Linked DNA regions of Mus musculus: region 2 is linked to region 1. A link is a loop called in an ENCODE intact Hi-C map of the cell type or tissue named here. Cell type or tissue: left cerebral cortex. All regions are shown on one strand. Links, peaks and the distances in the headings refer to the core of each region. The heading gives the core; the rest is flanking DNA.

What was found. Hi-C counts contacts between places; a loop is a spot of excess contacts. Peaks named below come from ENCODE experiments on the same cell type or tissue, not always from the same donor. Only the 100,000 strongest peaks of a DNase experiment are listed, where the experiment ranks them.
Region 2: it touches region 1 in a loop (2.7-fold over the local background); 3 of 42 quality-filtered maps call a loop at or near these places.

What each region holds. Positions count from the first base shown.
Region 1 is chr4:58,640,657-58,643,577 of GRCm38, forward strand. No RefSeq gene overlaps it. Among named protein-coding and RNA genes, the nearest start is that of Lpar1, 89 kb to the left of the region's middle. In left cerebral cortex, for the core only: no CTCF peak of the experiment used is centred there; a DNase peak (open chromatin) is centred at 1,783.
Region 2 is chr4:58,735,570-58,738,490 of GRCm38, forward strand. No RefSeq gene overlaps it. Among named protein-coding and RNA genes, the nearest start is that of Olfr267, 49 kb to the right of the region's middle. In left cerebral cortex, for the core only: a CTCF peak has its summit at 1,590 (motif pointing left); DNase peaks (open chromatin) are centred at 1,847 and 1,994; H3K4me3 peaks cover 461 bases.

The DNA.
Region 1 (2,921 bases), core at 285-2,784:
TTAGTTTAGATGTCCCCTGAGCTTCAAGTCTCTCCCAGGAAAACTTTAAATATCAAGGGATTTATTTTTTTACTAACCATCACAAGAAAATATTTAGCCTACTTTCCAAATGGTTACATTGTGATGTTTCCTCCCATGTTTCCGTAATCTCACAAAATCAACATTACAAAGATGGACACACTGAAGGCAATGGAGCAAATGCTGACTATTTCCTGTGCGTGGCCATGCATTAGCCACCTGGGGTATAGTAATGAATCCAATTATCTTATATTCAGAGATAAAAGGAAGCTAAGGGATTTACCAAAGTTGACTACTTGTATTGATCAGAAAGTCAGGATGGTTCCTAAGAGCAATGACAGACATGCCATCAACATAAAGGCTATCCATTAACTGAGGATTATGTAACAGAAAGTAGCCAATTGCTTCCTAAAAATTGACTTAATAATCTTCAGGACAATCTTTTGATTGTAAGCCCTTTGATTTTCATTTTAGAAATTAAATCACTGAATTTCTAAAAGTTTAAATTACTTGCCTAGAGTCATACATTCTGATGAATTATAGAATCAGGATACACCTCACAACTTGTTAAAAGAATTGACTAGAAAGAAGTAAAGAAGAGCATTGTCTTGGTTACTTTCCTGTTGCCATGACAAAACATTATGACCAGTGACCAAAGCAACTTATAAGAGAAAACATTTAATTTAGGCCTCCCAGTTACAGAGGCTATATGTATCCATGGCTGCTGGCAGACAGTCATGGTCCTGGACTGGAGATGAGAGCTTATATGCATACTCATAAGGCAGAGAGAGTGGGGAAGAGAGAGGGAGGGGAAGAAGGCAGGAAGGGAGGGAAGGAGGGAAGGAAGGAGGGAGGAAAAGGGGCAGGAGAGAGAGAGAGAACAGTCAGTGGAGGTCAGGTTGATTATAAAATTTAACTGAGACTAAGAGGCAAGAGCAAATAAAGACAGAAGAAAGGATGGAGTTTAGAAGAGATTATAGAAAACCCAGCACAATCAGAATTGGAAATATAAATCATGTTTTAAATGTGGTCATAGACATCAAAGATGGCAGACTCTCTCAACAGACAGTGCATCCTAAATGATTAAATGGACCAAGATCTGTTAGTCCCAATCTCACCAAGGAAGGGTTGGTTAAGGTTGGACCCATGAGTTAACCACCACAAGAAAAATATTTCACTTGGGTCTGTGGGGAGGCTGCTGGGAAAGATTTACCACTATAGAAGGAGGCAAAGACAGCCCTTCATCTTCCTTCAGATGTTGTAGTGTCCTAGGGTTTGTATGAATCCAGTCCACAAGGGAAGCCAGCTACAGGGGCTGTAGGAGAGCATCGCCAGAGCCAACATGGAGTGCCTAAGGCTGCTTCTGTCAGCTACATGCTTCCTTATTTTTTAAAACAACAAATTAAAGAGTTTTCTGTTACTTGCTATCAAAATCATCCAAAAAGGATTCCAAGATGGCTCAGAGGTACTGTACTCTCTGTTGTACATAACCAACATGGAGAAAAAAATTGAATATGAAAACCAACGTGGAAATGGGCCAGTGTTTACAGCATGAATCTTAGAGAAAGCAAAGAGAAGAGAAATGGCCAAAGAGCAGCACTGGAGTAGGATGGTAAATGTCATTGTGACTCGTGTCATAATAAAAATAATGTATTCACTTAATTCTAAGCTGCTTAAACTGTGAGTCACAGCCCTGCCGAGTCTAGCAACCCAATGTGGAACATCTACAAAATGTGGGCGCGAGTAAAAGCTTCCTGGGCGCACGACGACCAGATTTTAATTCAAACTCAAATGCCTCATGAATCTGAGGTACAGGCAGCACTTGCATTGTGCAACTTCACAGCAGCCTTGGATGAGAACTCACAAAGCCTCCACACTGAGCATACAGGGACACCACTTAGCAACAGCAAACACCACCTTAAACACATCGACGTAGATTCAAGAGGACTGTGCGTTAGGAACTTCAGTGTTCTGCTCTACGAAAAACACGCTAGTTAAGTGTAGAAAACAAGCCCTTTTACTAATCATCACCCTACACAATATGTCAAATTAATATATCTTTGGATTAGACTGTGCTTACACCAACAAAAACACCCATGTCGTTAGTATGCAAATTTGCTTTGATCTTTAATAAATGGAAGAATTATATGTATTCCAAAGAATTGTTTACAAATGCATTTCTTTTGGATTTTTAGCAAATGTGCTTGATTTGTATAGCTATTTTGCATACCTAAACTCATGATCCCACAAAAACTTCTTTAACAAAAAGGTGTCCTAAGTGGAAAAGGTTTAAGAAATCCTTTAACCAAATGATAAATGTCTAGCTTTAATCCCAGCGCTCAGAAGGCAGAGGCAGGTGGAGCTCTGTGAATCTGAGGCCAGACTAATCTACAGAGTGAATTCCAAGAGAGCCAGAGCTACACAGAGAAACCCTGTCTCGAAAAACCAAAAATTAGTTAATTAATTAATTAACTAACTAACTAATTAAAAATTTTAGAAAGCTAAAACTGTGCCTTGTGAGTAAAAGCAGACATGGTCAGTGGCCTAGTGAATCTTTTGATCTAGTGAATAGCATAACCATGAGTTGAATAAGCAGATAGCTGGGGGAAGTATAGATTTCTAGGTAGAGATAGGAAATGCCCTCATTTCAGAGACTTGGGGGCTGAGACCTTAGTGCCTAGCAATGAAGGTTGCTGAAACTGTAAGAACTGGATTTACTCTGGGTTTTCCATGAAAAACTAGTCATGTGCTATTCATGTCCTAATTGGCACATCTATGAACAGATACCAGACACTTGCAGCTGGCCTTGAACCAGAAACCTCTGTCTGTCACTCACATAATGTAGGACCCAGCTGTGTCAGTCTAGCTCCTGCTGGAGAAAGGAAGGAATGCAGAGGGCGAGG
Region 2 (2,921 bases), core at 221-2,720, 95 kb after region 1:
GTAAAGAACTAAAGACCAAAAGAGAAGTAACAAATGTAAGTAGCCTGTGAAAATCTGCATGTCATAAACCTATTAATTCACTACTGTCTCCATTGCTGGTTTAATTCAATCAGTAATTTTCCAAGTACCAAAGGATGACAGAAATACAGCCATATGCTCTACTGTCTCAATTCATGTCACTTGGGCTCCCAGATTTCTGGATCACTCAACCAATGGCCCAGACAGGACCAGGCCTCTTGGCTTTATACATAGTCACAAGCAGTCATTTTCTGTCGACACACAGAAGAGAGCATCAGATTCTTTTACAGATGGTTGTGAGCCACCATGTGATCGCTGGGAATTGAACTCAGGACGTCTGGAAAAGCAGTCAGTGTTCTTAACTGCTGAGCCATCTCTCCACCCTGCTCCCACCTTCTCTTAACTCTACCTCCTGCAGCCTGAGCAGAACACAGCATTTTCTTCTCATGCTCAAATATTCAAACAATCTGTCCCCTCCTCTTTCTGGATTTTGTATCTGTGGTGATTTTACTTCAGGGAAAATCCAATCATGTGACCATTGGGAAGCTCCCTTCCAGATCTGCTTCATTTCAAATGAAATTAATTGTGGTGAGCTGTGCCTCTGGCCTCGAGCAGATGAATTCAGACTGTGTTAAAGTTCAAAAGCTCAGCACATAAAGAGACAAAATCTTCTTTAAGACATGAGAATTTCAAAATCAAGCCAGGTATGATGGCACAACCCCATAACCCCAGCACCTAGAAGGAAGAGGCAGAAGGATTCTAAAACTGAGGCCAGCCTAAACTACATAGTGAGACTCTGTCCAAAGAAAGAGAGGAGGAGAAAGAAGAGGAAGAGGAGAAAGGAAAAGGTGAGGGGAAGGAACTATGGAAGCTTGGTATGGTGGTATGTGCCAATAGCCCTAGGTTAGAGAATCGGCATTTCAAAGCCACCCTGGGCTACATGAGATCCTGTCTCAGACAGACAGAAACAGAGAGGCAGAGACAGATAGCAAGCCAAACTTGTATAAGGATATAAGCTAGCCCACGAATCTGTGAATTAGCACTGTGTGCTTTAACTGCAGCAGTGTGCAGATACGGTTACCCACTGTGCACGTTAGGAACCTGAGTTTATTCTTTAATGAATCATCCCTCACAATAAGAACTGTTGTTTAAAGGAAGCTTGGAATGTACTCTAGAAAGTACAGAAAGTGACTGTCAGAAGACCTGGAGCTTTTTAACTCCCTATATAAATAGTGAACACTCATAAGAAATGCTTGATGACATATTATTGAATATCAGCCTGCAAATTTTTAACTGGATACTGGAATTGGTTCTTTGTTTTGCCAACAAGAACAGATGGAGACTGTCATTTCATAAAAAAAAAAAAAAGAGGTAATGAAACTTCCCGGGGGTAGGGGGGAGAATTGTGTAAGAAAAATAGTAAACTTGATAATGAAAAAAGTCCACAGAGCATACATATATCGTGCAACATTTGAACAGGCAAAACAAGAGCAGAGCCATCCGAGTAAAGCAAGTGTCATTCCCGATGCACAGCCACAGCCCGTGAGCTGGAGAGCGCCTGCTCCTCACCCAATCACCATCTGGTGGTCAGTCTCAGGACATCACCCATTTTCAGGAAAGAATCCTTGACTTCTGCCTCATCTGAAGTATATTCGCCCAAGTATATAGAGTCCAAGAGGACGGCAGTGGATATGGGCAGATTGTGAGACCCTGGGCATCGTGACATAAACGACTTGCCAGTTGCATAATCACTGGCTTCGTGGAAATAAAACTTCAGTGACAAGAAGCGTCTCATGATTCGTGGGCAGGGGGAATTTTCTCATTCCAGTAAATGAGTGCCTAACAGACATCCACAGCTGCTGTGGAGCTGTAATGAAGACTGGGAAGCGGGCAGTGAAGTGGAGGGGATAACCCATCGTTAATCATTCAAACAAACGAGTGCTCAGAACATAGCGCATCTCTGTGCCACGTTGCAGGATGGGTAGGGTGCCACACAATAAAGACACTCCACAGTCCTTAACTACAGATCTCTCTTCTCAGCATCAACCCCTGCCTCTGGCTTTCCCTGTGTCCCACCCACAGTGTGTCAGCCTCTGTCCTTCCATTGCACATTTGCTCTGCTAGAATCACTTCCAACACTGAAAGCTGCACGATTGGTTTATATTTAGTTGATTCTCAAATGACTGTGTCTTAGACAGGGTTTCTATTCCTGCACAAACATCATGACCAAGAAGCAAATTGGGGAGGAAAGGGTTTATTCAGCTTACACTTCCATACTGTTGTTCATCACCAAGGAAGTCAGGACTGGAACTCAAGCAGGTCAGGAAGCAGGAGCTGATGCAGAGGCCATGAAGGGATGTTTCTTACTGGCTTGCTTCCCCTGGCTTGCTCAGCCTACTCTTATATAGAACCAGAGACTACCAGCCCAGAGATGGTCCACCCACAAGGGGCCTTTCCCCCTTGATCACTAATTGAGAAAATGCCTTACAGCTGGACCTCATGGAGGCATCTCCCCAACTGAAGCTCCTTTCTCTGTGATAACTCTAGCCTATGTCAAGTTGACACCCAAAACCAGCCAGTAGAGACTGAAAACTCATTCTAGCTCTAGACTGTATGATGCTGGGAAGAGCAACACTATTCTGACTGTGGTTTTACCAGCCTGAGTAGCCTTGTCTGAGCCACGCAACCTTCTCAGTTTTAATCTCCCTGGTGTTAAGGATGAGGATAGATAATTCTCAGAGCCCCACTTCTGCTATCACATTTTCATGCTCAAAAGCAGTGTTCAAGTTGTTCCCTGCTCCTGAAGTACTTTCAAGTCACATGTCATAAGGATTTGACTTTCCTGCAACCTTATCAAGGAGTCTCATTGCAGAACCAGAAAGATGGAACACATAATTGAATAT